Regions from separate parts of the Homo sapiens genome. Here region 1 is linked to region 2. A link is a contact called in ENCODE Hi-C data. All regions are on one chromosome and are shown on one strand. Each heading gives the region's core, a stretch centred on a gene start or an enhancer-like site at or near the end of the contact. The rest is flanking DNA. Distances are from core to core; before and after follow the strand shown. Region 1 overlaps FRMPD3 (FERM and PDZ domain containing 3). Region 2 holds the start of MORC4 (MORC family CW-type zinc finger 4).

Region 1 (6,402 bases), core at 164-2,663, 480 kb after region 2:
TGTGCAGGCTGTGAACTGCATAAAGGTACTCAGCCAAGAGGGTTAAGTAGGAATGGAAATCCAGCCCATGTTCTGCTCCCCAAACCATGTTCCCTGGTGCAAGACTAAGTGGACCTGGATGAAGGGATACATTTTTCATCTGATAAAGCTATAGTGTTTGTGGGGCTGCATTCACCCAGAAGGAGTAACTTTTTCTGAGCTTTTTACACAAAGGCACTGAGTAGACTACTGCCATCAGCCAGTGCCCTATGGCAACCCATCCCTAGGCTCCTAACTTCCCCCACTGAGGCTCTTCCAGTGTACCCTGGACCCAGGCTGAGACCTTTTGTTCTTGGCAGCCACTTTCTGAGCACAAAAGCAGAAAATCCAGTGAGGCAGGTCTCTTGGGGTCTGGGGCTCACCCTCATGATGGCTCCCAGAATTCTGGGCTTTCTCAGCCCTGGATTTTCTGCCCTTGTGCTCTACCCACCTGTTTGGCTCAGCCACCACATCTTGGATGCTCGTTTTCTTCCTGGCAGAATGGTGCCAACTGTCTGTCTGCATCGTGACTCTGACTGCTGTGTCCCCTGTTTTCTGTGCTCTGCCCTCCCAGCTGCCCCTCTGTAATCAGCTGTCACAGCCAGAACACATCCTGGGTCTGTAGGGCCTAATGCGGGCGTGGGGTAGGGGTGGGGTTCGCTGAGCTCCCTCTCTTGCTCTCTGCCTGCCTATCTGGATGGAGGCCTCCTGTTGGTGCTTTTCACTGCAAAAGAACATATACACTGGGTGTGCAAGGGGGGTGACAGTGGCCAGGGGCTCTCAGCTGGAGAGCTTTGTTATGTCCACATAGTGCCCTATCAAGACCCCACCAGACACTCACTCACCCTCCCTGGGCTGCAGGGGAGGGGCTGTGGCAGGGCCAGGAACTGGCTGTAGAAACCCCCATGGGGTGGTGGGGGTGGGGAGTCAGGTGGGTCCTTGAGATCAGAGTAGCTCCTTCTGGCTACGCTCGAAGCCCACTGCCCCCACTTTCCTATAGCACAGGCCCAAAGCTTCCAAATGAGTTCACTGGGCCCTCCCAGGGGCTTGCGGATTATGGTGCCAGATGGGCCCAAGGCAAACTGCCCAACCCAGTGCTGCTGGGGAAGAAAGGGGCCTCCGGTCAGAACCAGCACTGGGCCAGGCAGCAGGGAGGTAACAGGGAGGGAGCTGGATTCCCTAACCCTCTTCTCTCTGAAAGGCTAGCGTCTTCTCAGCTGAGCTCCATCAAGTGAGGACTAGCAAAAGCCCTTGAATTAAGAAGAATGTGAATGGAACAGCTAAGCATTCTCCCTCTCTGCCTCCTCCCTCCTCCCCAAATCCCAGAAAGGGAGAGAGCAAGACAGTAGAAGAAGGGGCGGGGAAAGAAAGCAGAGGGCCTGCCATCAATCTCCTGCCCTGACAAGCTGCGTCATCGCTGGCTCCAGCTGGCTCCCCTGGGGCTAGGGGGAGGGGAGCCTGGTGTGGGTCTTAACTAGGAGGAGCAGGGGAAAAGAGAGATGAGAAGTAGTCCAGGTACTGGGTCTTAGAGCCAGGGCAGAAGGCTGAGGTGCCTATCCATGGATCGCCAAAAATAGAAAAGTCCAGTAACCTGGGGTCCTTTAGGGAGGGTACAGACCAGGGCAGGTCCAACTGGGAATAGATACTGGTCAGGCAGCCATGCTTTGTAGAGTCCAGCAATAGTCTCTGCTGCCTCTGAAGAATAGAAGCTGCTCGTTTTCCCCGTGCCTGCTTCAGCATCACCCTTCACCTCCAGGACTACTGACAGTTCAGTCAACCTCCCAGAGGTGGGTGTCAATCCCAAAGAATATGATTGGCTAATTGGGAAAGCCAAAGATCTGGTTGTGGCAAGATGCGAGACTTATGAAGGGAAGGGAACCCCAGATTCTGTTTGTTCTGTATCAGAAATGTCTGTTTCCTGGTTCTTCTGAACTCTCTTGGAAAGAACCGCATACCCTGAAAGAATGTTCCAATTTAGTCACGCCAGTGGGCTAGGCCAACCAAGTAACTTGGTAAGGGGGAAGGAAAGGGGAAGGCACACGAATGAAGTGAGCTTCTTGTGCATGGAGCTTGGGTTCCTCTGCTGGTGAGACAGTTCCTCAGGAAACTGATTTAGGACTGGGCGAGTCTTTGCAGGGACTGCAAAGACTGCAGGACTGTGCCTGTCAGGATTTTCTTTTCGGGAGAAGGGGTGGCTCTGGGGAAAAGATTGAGGCCAAGGAAAGAGTTCCCAAACAAGCATGTCCCAGCTACTGAGAAGGATCCTGGACCAAATTATGTTTCAGTTCTATTCAGATGTAGCAACAGTTTCAATTTTATTCAACCACGTTAGAAAATATGCAGGTTTCTTCCTGGGTTTAATTGGCTTCCTAGGTTTTAAAAAGCACCTCAGTGCTGTGTTCAATAAGATAGGTATCTGTGAAGTTCTAAAACGGTGTAACAAATTAACAGGTTTCATTCTGACTTAGAGCCTCATCTGATCAATTTTAGCTCCTGCCCCTGAGTAAATTATCTTGAGAAAGGGGAGCTGTGACCACCTGGTCCCTGCCAGTACCCTCTGAGGCCTCATTTTATCTCATCCCCTTAAGCCAGGCCATTACCCCAGTGCTGAGGGCAGGAGTGGAAGGAAGCAGGGATATAGGGAAAAGAGAACTGGTCCTTTTTGCTTGGTCCCATCCCACTTAATAGCTTTCCCACTGAAGAGCATTCATTTGTCACCTTTAGTTCCAGGGGGTAAGGCAGGATGATCCATCCCTCAGGCACCAGCCTATAAAAACCAGGGAATTGGCACCTGCAATCGGCCATTCTCTGCCTTTGTCTTCTCTGGCCGCGACTAAACTGCTGCTAAAATGCTGACTCCTGCCTTGTCCATGACGGAGTGAGCTTTTAACTGGTAGCTTGGCCTATCAAGCTTACTTTATTCAAGCTGCATAAAATGCTGGAAAAGTAAAGAGCTAGGAGGGACTGTGGAGGATTGGGGAGGAAGACACGGTTGGATGTGAAAAGAGCCCTGGAGGCCTGGGACACGCCTGACCCTTTCCTGGGTGCCATCTCCAGTGATCCCAGAAGAATGGGCTCAACTGTTCCAGATATTTCTCAGACTTACATCTTCAGTAATCAGCTTCATGGTTATCTACCCACATGGTGTGCTTTGAGGATCTCCACAGGTCCCTTCTGACCACAAAATATTTTCTCCATGCTTTGCCAAGATCCCTGAAAATTATTGCGTTGGGTCAAGGCATTGTCCTCCAAAGACCTTTGTTAAAATGTACATTTTTTAATTTACATCCATATTTTTTCTGAAGGTTTTATATTTTAGCTGTTATATTTAGGTCTTTGGTCCATTTTGGATTGAGCTTTGTATATGGGATAAAGGAAGGGTCCAACTTTTTCTTTGCACGTGGATATCCAGTTGTCCCAGTACCATTTGTTGAAGAGATTATTCTTTTGCCATTGAAAGTTCCTGCCACACTTGTCAAAGAATCGATTGACTGTAGATAAATGGGTTTATTTGTAGATGCTCATTCTTGCATATGTCCATTCTTATGCCTGTACCACAGTGTTTTTATTAGTGCAACTTTGTAGTAAGTTTTGAAATCTCTATTCCTTAAGAGGATGTGGTCATCTTGTGTTTTGACAGAGATTTCCTTGAATACCAAGAGCTCAAAAAAGAAATAAGTAAAAACTCTCAGTCTTTGAAAAAAAAAAGTACATTTTTGTTTTGTCTAAGGAAAGTTTTCATATAGCAGATTCACTGGGTTTTACCTGTCAAAGAGTAGGCTCACTGAGAAATGGGATCTAGGGCCGGGCATTGTGGCTCACACCTGTAATCCCAGCACTTTGGGAGGCTGAGGTGGGCGGATCACCTGAGGTCAGGAGTTCGAGACCAGCCTAGCCAACATAGTGAAACCCCATCTCTACTAAAAATACAAAAAAAAAAAAAAATAACTGAGCGTGGTGGCGGGCGCCTGTAATCCCAGTTTCTTGGGAGGCTGAGGCAGGAGAATTGCTTGAACCCTGGAGGTGGAGGTTACAGTGAGCTGAGATCGCACCGCTGCACTCCAGCCTGGGCAACAGAGCAAGACTCCATCTCAAAAAAATTTTTAAAAAATGAAAAAATAATTATCAAAAAGAAATGGGATCCAGGGAAAATAATGCTTGGTAAGAATGAAAGATAAGAGATGTTTGCAATGCAACATGGTGAGGCATAATGGGTTGAGTTGGAAGTCATAATTGCTTGGGTTGGGAGGCATTATGGACAGCCAAGAGGGAAGTCAGAGGTGAATGGCATCAGTTATGCCTGTAGTCTGGATATTCTCATGGTCTCCCCTGCCCTTCACATTGAGATAAGTTTCCTTCAAAATCCATGCTTTCCTAGATCTCTGCATTCCCAGGGAGGGCTTCCATTCTCCTTGCCCCCAACCCCACCACAGGCTTATTTATGGTTCTCTGAAAAGAAAGAGTTCCACGGAGACCAGAGTTTCTAAACTTCCACTTGAATATTGATGCCAGGCCCCATCCCACACCAGTTACACCAGAATCTCTGTGGGGACTCCCTGGGGGCATCCCCAGGTTTTAAATGCTTCCTGAGGTGATTCTAATGTGTAGCCAGAGTTAAGAAGTGCCGGTTGTCCATTTGTTTGTATCTTTTCATGTCACCCAAAACGTGGAGCTTCACTCTCTTCCTTAATCTCACCCGAATAACCATTCACCCAAGGAAATGTGTGTAGAAGGCTTAGGAGTGACAAAAGGATTTTCCTCGCAGCAGCACAAACAACTGAACATTTAAAGTTAGCAATCCTGGGCTGAAGAAGTCCCTTGGTCATTTTCTCAGTCAGGCTCTAGGCTCACACCCAGTGCCTCATTTCCCCTTTCTCCTCCTTCTCCTCCTCTCCTCTCTGCTCTCTCTGCAATCTCTGAGTCCTGTTTAATGTTACCACACAGCGTTAAGCTCTTTCCTCCGTTGCCTTGGCTCCTGCCTACCCATGCTGTCAAGGCAAGCAGCTTATCAAAACCTTTTCCTAAAGACAGTCCCAGTTCCCTCCCTAAGAAGGATTCTGGTGCCAGCTGGTAAGATGATTGAAATTTCACCCCAGATCCACATGGTTTTGACAAGGACCCTGAATGGCCTCATCATTATGTCTCCACTTGCTCTGAGAACCATCACAGCCGCATGCTCTGCTATTTCCGTCCAAAGAACCAGGGCCCAGATCTTGCAGGGGAGGCCCAAAGTTGGCAAAGCATTTGGAAAGTGACTGTCTGTGTATCCACTTGAGGGAGTCTTTGTGTACTTGTGGGTGTTTAGCCCTTATGGCTAATATTCAAATTTGGCCCATTTGCAGACTGACAGGACTTTCCCAAGTGCAGAGAAAAACATCCTTGATTCATGGCCTAAAACAATATAGAGACACCGTTACCACAAAAGTATTTTGAGATGAAAATGTGACGTTTTCTTCAGTGGATATGTACTGTGCATCATCATATGCCAGCCACTGGGCTAGGTGTTTTGGATTTGATTGCAACCCGGCACTTTCAGTCCAGTGGGTTTTATTAATGTGCTTTTTAAACTCCTCTTCTTGAACTAAAAAGCATTCTCTGAGGGGCAAAAAAACAAACAAACAAACAAACAAAAAAACACTTTAAGTCCTGAATCAAGAACTTCTTTTTTTTAATTTTATTTTATTATTATTATACTTTAAGTTTTAGGGTACATGTGCACAACGCGCAGGTTTGTTACATATGTATACATGTGCCATGTTGGTGTGCTGCACCCATTAACTCGTCATTTAGCATTAGGTATATCTCCTAATGCTATCCCTCCCCCCTCCCCCCACCCCACAACAGTCCCCGGAGTGTGATGTTCCCCTTCCTGTGTCCATGTGTTCTCGTTGTTCAATTCCCACCTATGAGTGAGAACATGTGGTGTTTGGTTTTTTGTCCTTGCGATAGTTTGCTGACAATGATGGTTTCCAGTTTCATCCATGTCCCTACAAAGGACGTGAACTCTTCATTTTTTATGGCTGCATAGTATTCCATGGTGTATATGTGCCACATTTTCTTAATCCAGTCTATCGTTGTTGGACATTTGGGTTGGTTCCAAGTCTTTGCTATTGTGAATAGTGCCGCAATAAACATACGTGTGCATGTGTCTTTATAGCAGCATGTTTTATAATCCTCTTGGTATATACCCAGTAATGGGATGGCTGGGTCAAATGGTATTTCTAGTTCTAGATCCCTGAGGAATCGCCACACTGACTTCCACAATGGTTGAAAGAGTTTACAGTCCCACCAACAGTGTAAAAGTGTTCCTATTTCTCCACATCCCCTCCAGCACCTGTTGTTTCCTGACTTTTTAATGATCGCCATTCTAACTGGTGTGAGATG
Region 2 (6,387 bases), core at 102-2,601:
GGGAGCTTTGAAAACATTTTCAAGAGTTTGTTCTGTGCAACCTTGCCCATAAACACTTCTTCCTTCTTTCGATTTTCAAAGCATGTATAATGCGCCCTGTATGCTGCTGCGTTTTGTGCAGGACTGCGTTTCTTCTTTGCTTTCCACACAGTAGCACACTACTGCAAAAACTGGTGTAATTGGCTTGAAGGGATCAACTGAAAACACTTTAAAAGCAAACACCGGTGGAGCGAGAGGTTAAGTCCTCAATATTCATTCCAGCGGTGTGAGGGCGCTCGTGGACCACGGACCCAGCCCTCCGCAGTAGCAGGGAGCCAAATGCACTCGTGTCATCTCTTAAGAGATGTCCCATCATTCCTAACTTTTCTTGTCTCAAAAGTTAAGGAACTCCGCTTTCCAGACCTTTCCCCAGGACCCGCCTCGGTCCTCTACGCCCCTTTGCTAGCTAGGCATCCTCCGTCGGTCGCCAGCCCCTGCGGACCCAGCTGCCTCAGGGCCCGAGGTTTTTATGCATCTCCTTTTGATTACTAACTAAGCTATCCTAAAGTGCCCGAACGTCACGAGCGCGAGAGAAAAACCACACTGGTGTCTTTAACGCTTCAGACACACCTCGTTTCCTCCGTTTTATGAGCGGAACCTAGTTCCTGGCGAGAGAGCCATCCCCCTCCTCCGCCTGCGGAGCCGGGGCCGGTTCCGAGGCCCCCACCCCAGCCCCGGCCCGCCCCGCGCGGCTCTGCGCATTCCTCTCGCGTCCGCGGCACCACGCTGGCACCACTGCCTCGGGCGAACACGGCCGGGCCCGCCCTCGCCACTCACCTAGCAGCTCCGCGATGGCACTGAAGGGTCGCGTGTGGCTGCTGGAGTTGCTCTGGAGGTAGCGGGGGCTCATCTGGGGGCGAGAGAAGGTCCCGACCCGCGTGAGGCCTCGGCCCGCCGGGCCCTCCCCGCGCGCCCCCCGCAGCCCAGGGGCCCGCGCGCGCGTCCGCCCCCTCGGGCCCCGGACCTACCGTGCTCAGGCGGATCCCGAAGGCCTGCGGGCCGCCGCCGGGCCGGGCCAGCCCGCAGCCCGGCGCGCCAGGGCCGGCGGGGGCCCCTCGGTACAGGAGCATTTTTTTGGCCGCCACGGTACCCGTCTGCTGCCGCCGGACCCCTGGCCCGGCGGTCCGGGACTAGCCCTCGCTCACTTCCACTCGCAGCTGGCGGCGACCGTCCGGGACCGGCCCTCCCTCGCTCCCACTCGCAGCTGGCGGAGGCGGAGCGCGCTCCAGCCACCTGTCCCGGGCGGGAGGGGTGAGGCCGGCTGAGGCAAGCGGCGGCTCCGCCCTGTCAGCACCTCTACCGACCCGGCGACTGCCCGGGCTGCCTCTGGGCCGTACAGAAATATGGCGACCTCCTGACAGCCGCTCCTTGATCCCCGCCCCTAATTAATTATTGGCGTATGCCATAGGCCAGGCCGCCGAGCGGGAAAGCGCGGGGGGCGGGGGTGGCGCGTGGGGAGGGGCGTGAATGAAGCAAGAGGAGGGAGAGCATGTATGGGATTTCTGGAACCTAGTCCCGCTTAGGCTGCATGACTAACAGGCAAGATAAGACAAGTCTTTCAAGTTCTAAAGACTACAGTGTTGCTATCTGGGAAGATAGCAAGCTCGCCTGATGGGAAAACATTCTACCTACTCTGCCTCAAATGCCTCCAGAAGCACCCAGAACTTTCTGGAAGGCAATTAGCAAACTATCTCCAAAGTCTTGCTAGCATGCAGGGACGGTGTTTCTAAAAGGAGAAATTGGATTCACTTAAATACCGCCAAGTAGGGGATTGGTCGAGTTATGAAGTATGCATAAAATGAAATACCATCCAGTTCTTGAAGGCCATGTTTGTAGATAAGTATGTGTTGATGTAGAAAAATATTCATGAAGGAATGAAGAAAACAAGGAGTTACAACATATTGTGGAACGCATGATGCCTTTTCTATTGGAAAAACAAATATATATGTATACATATATACATATATATATATGCATGCATACACACATATACACATACATACATACATATATATATACACACACACACACACAACGAAAACCACTTGATATACACCAAGATGATATCTCTGGGTCTGGAACTAGACACTTTTTCCTTTTTTCTTACCTGTGTTTTCTAATATACTATAAATATACACTGATAATAGAAAAACAGATTCATTAAAAACATATGTAATGTTCTATGGCATGAATGAACTATAATTTATTTGACCATTCCTTTATGGTAATTTAGGTTGTCCTCTTTTTTTAATTTTGACAATACAAAAAATGCTCCTTCACACACTCGTGTACAGGTCATTAATTTCTGATACTGTTATCTCCACAGAATGAATTCCAAAAGATGAGACTGCTGCATCTAATAGCATGTGCATGGTTTAATCTTAATAAATACTGTAAGATAGGCAATTTGCCCTCCCAGCAACAATCAGTGCTCTTTTGTCATGTTCATAGCACTAGATGGTCCCAATCTTTTAACTTTTTGATAGTCTTTTCAATAAAAAATAGTATCTCCTTATTGTTTTAATTTGCATTTTCCTGACTACCAGTAAGGCTGAATATCTTTTCAAATGTTTAGTATACATTTGCATCTCCTCTTCTACAAATGCCTGTTTATGTCCTTTGAGCATCATTTTTTACCCCCATTGGGTGCTTTACATTTGTCTGTTTTTTAGTTATCTTTTCTTCAATTTTTTAAAATACACAAAAGTACAGAAAACAATATAATGAATCCCATGTACTTATTACTCAGATGCAGTAATTATCAAGACTGCCACACCTGCTGCAATGGACTGAACATTTGTGCCCCGCCAAAATTTGTATGTTGAAATCCTAACTCCCAATATGATGGTATTAGGTATTGGGATTAGGAGTTGGGGCCTTTGCCAAGTAATTAGGTCATAAGGGTGGAACCCTCATGATGGGATTAGTGCCTCATAAAAAGGACCCCAGAAAGCTCTCTCATCCTCTTTCTTCCATGAGGACTCAAGAAAGGGTCTGAATTCTGCAACCCAGAAGAGAGACCGTACCAGAACCTGATCATCTGCTGTTAATACGCAACCTAGTCTATGGTACTTTGTTAACAGCAGCCAGATCTGACTAAGGCACTTGTTTTCTATATCCCTTTTCTTCTTTTTCTTTTTCTTTTCTTTTTTTTTTTTTTCCATTTCTGTAAGCTGTGAGCATTTCAGGGCAAATCTCAAACATCATGCCATTTTATTTTACATACTTCAGTGTTCTTTAGAAACATGGACATTTTCTAACAAACATAACCACCATGCCACTTTTATACCAAACAAAATTTATACTAATTCTTTGTTGTCTTCTAATACCCAGACTTTTTTTTTTTTTTTTTTTTTTTTGAGACAGGGCCTTGCTGTGTCACCCAGGCTTTAGTGCAGTGGTACGATCTTGGCTCACTGCAGCCTTGACCTCCTGGGACCAAGCAATCCTCCCAACTCAGCTTCCTGAGTAGCTGGGGCTACAGGCACATGCCATCACACCCAGGTCATTTTTTTACTTTTTATATTTTCTAGAGACGAGGTTTTGCCACGTTGCCCAGGCTGGTCTCAAGCTCCTGGGCTCATGCAATCTACCTGATTTGGCCTCCCAAAGTGCTGGGATTACAGGCGCAAGCCACTTTGCTTGGCCCAGTCCATATTCAGATTTCCCCCAATTGTCTCGGAAATGTCTGCTTACAGTTGGTTTGTTTAAATCTAGACTCCAAGTGCACACATTGCACGTGGTTATGTGTCTTAAATCCATTTCAATCTAAAAGTCTCCCCTCTCTTTTTTTTTTATTCATGTTATTGATTTTTTTTTTTTTTTTTTTTGTAGAGATGGGTTCTCCCCATGTTGCCCAGGCTGCTCTTGGACTCCTGGGCTCAAGTGATCCTCCCACCTCGGCCTCCCAAAGTGCTGGGATTACACGTGTGAGCCATCATGCCCAACCCCTTGAGTTGTTGAAGAAACCAAGACAGTTGGACTGTTGAATGCCCTACATTTTCATTTGTCTGTTTGCTTCTTCATGTTACTTAACTTGCTCCTCTTGTTACAGGAAAAAGTGTAACTTAACTATAAACCATAAATTGTCTCTAGAGTCTTAGAGTCTAGTACAATGTTTTCTAAATAGGAATGCTCATAGATGGTGCTGTATAGTTCCCATTGCATCACATCAGGGAATACATACTGTGCAACACTTAGACATGTTCAGATTCATTGGTGACTTCAGGGAGAGGCAGCCTGAAGCTTCCACTATAAATTTCTCCACCATCCTTTTACTTCATGGTTTCATTGTCTGAAAAAAATATGTTATTAGGACTGCAAAATTATGATAGTCAATCTCATAATTTCTTCTAATTTATTAACTGGATCATTCTGTATAGAACTTACCTTCATCAACCATGGCTATTTGGCTAATCTGAAATACAATTTATATAGGAAGGACATGATAAATGCTTAACTCTTTACTTTTAATTGGCAATTTTTAATGTAAAGAGATGATGCCTGTGATGGATACTGTGATGCGTCAGCCCACCTCTCATTTCAATAAAAGACTTGTTGGCTGAGCTGCTGGGAGAAATGTTGACAGACTGCCTTCAGCTGTTAGCCCTTCAGGGATTGCTTCAGGTAATCTCTGCCTTACCCAAGGTCACAGACTTTTCTGGGACAGCCTACAGTAACTGACCAAAGAGGGGGTATAAAGACCTGACTGTCTCAACCCAATTTGGGACAATTGGGAAGGGTCATTCTAACTCCAATTCTCTCTGTGGGGTTGGCTCTCTGCTATTGAGCCTGCATTGTAGCTCAGTGTTCCCCTCTGCCCACACCTACTTCATTGCACAGATCCTAATCTAAGAATACCTCTTAATAAGCACCCTGCACACAAAGCTCTTCCTTGGAATCTGCCTCCTGGGGAACTCAAACTGTAACACTTGAAATTGGGAGTGATCCAAGAAAGTCGGGACTATGATGATATTTGGTAAAAGGCAAAAGATTTATACGATCCGAAGAGAAACCAGAGCATTTGGATGATATTTGGGAGCTAAATCACTTACTGCCCAGTTGGCAATGAGGACCATACCACAGAGTGGATGGAGCACAGATAGCCCCCTGCCACAAGGCAGCAGTCCTATTATTGTTAAAACTTCCACCAGGTGTGAATTGGGATGGTAAAAGGGAACGTATAATCTTCTGTGATGTTTCAAGTGTTTGAGAAATATGGAGGAAGTAGTAGCTATAAAACCAATGGAAGGCCAAGGTAGGAGGATCACTTGAGCCCAGGAGTTCAAGGCTGCAGTGAGTTATGATCATGCCACTGTACTCCAGCCTGGGCAACAGAGCGAGCCCCTGACTCTGAAACAAAACAAAACAACAACAAAAAGAACCAATGGAATTTAGTGGTTATTGAGGTCTAAAAAGGAGTAAATTCCCAATGGAGAAATAGACACACATTTGCTATGTCAAAATCGGGATGCTGCCCGGGAAAGAATGAGACCCTGACACATGGTTTGGGGCTATCTAGATTGATGCTACCAAAATCTTGAATCCTTAGATTTCCCTGAACCAGCTGAGCCCATAGAACTGGTGCAATTTCCCTATTGGTAGTACCCACGCCCGCCCCATCCTCTTGCTTGCAGACATGCAAAGCTTCTCCCCAACAAGACAACATGTGCTTTCCCCTCCCCTCCTTGCCATTAGGCCTATAACAAGGGCTAAGGCACAGCATGGACATGTGAGGCCTGATCAGGGAGAAGAGCGATTATACGTCAAAAAGCTGCAAGATACCCAGCGTGGATTGGCAGGAACTGGAAGGGTTCACATGGAATTGAATTCTGAGACTGCTTGATCAAGAGAGCTAGTCTATAAGGTGGGATAACAGGCAGTTTATCAATTTTGGAGCACTACTCTGGAATATAGGATTTAACACTCTGGCAAGGACCACATGAGGTAGAATAGTCTCACAATTAGATGACTCCTTGAAGTACAGAAAAAGTGATGACCCATGCTAAGTGAGGTTGAAATGCCAGCATTGCTGTGACAATAGTAGAAGAAAGGATTAAAAGATTCAGAAGTGAGCCTACTGTAGTGGATAGATCAAACAAGCCTGGAAAACTCAAACAGAAAAACCCAGGATACACCATTTATCAAGGTGATAAGGAATGTGCTAACAAGAGGGGCACCAGCACCACTGAGAAATTCACTGGTGGCTCTCCTCTGTAGGTTAGGCTTGATGGTGGAGAGACCCTTACAACTACGCTCATCATAGCAGGGCTCTGAAATGATAGAGACCATATGGCTGAGTTCACTATCTAAAGTCAGGTAGGGGCATGATCATAATGAGTGGCAAGA

Evidence for each region. Hi-C counts contacts between places; a loop is a spot of excess contacts on that map. Pooled maps may share reads with other maps.
Region 1: a loop to region 2 is called in a pooled map, with 6 times the contacts of the local background. The contact joins the enhancer-like site here to the promoter of MORC4 in region 2. A Hi-C loop is called at or near these places in 6 of 50 pooled maps.

Annotation. Positions count from the first base shown.
Region 1 is chrX:107,483,143-107,489,544 of GRCh38, forward strand. The region is part of intron 1 of FRMPD3 (FERM and PDZ domain containing 3); the gene reads left to right. Among named protein-coding and RNA genes, the nearest start is that of FRMPD3, 37 kb to the left of the region's middle. RefSeq lists an enhancer at 933-1,491. Within about 2 kb of position 1,414, at least 2 of the 41 ENCODE cell types and tissues checked have a DNase peak (open chromatin) inside an H3K27ac peak, as active enhancers do.
Region 2 is chrX:106,998,861-107,005,247 of GRCh38, forward strand. MORC4 (MORC family CW-type zinc finger 4) reads right to left here and starts at 1,352. Exons shown (of 17, transcript NM_024657.5): 1 at 1,008-1,352; 2 at 817-889. The coding sequence starts at 1,109. RefSeq lists silencers at 1,117-1,326, 1,337-1,416.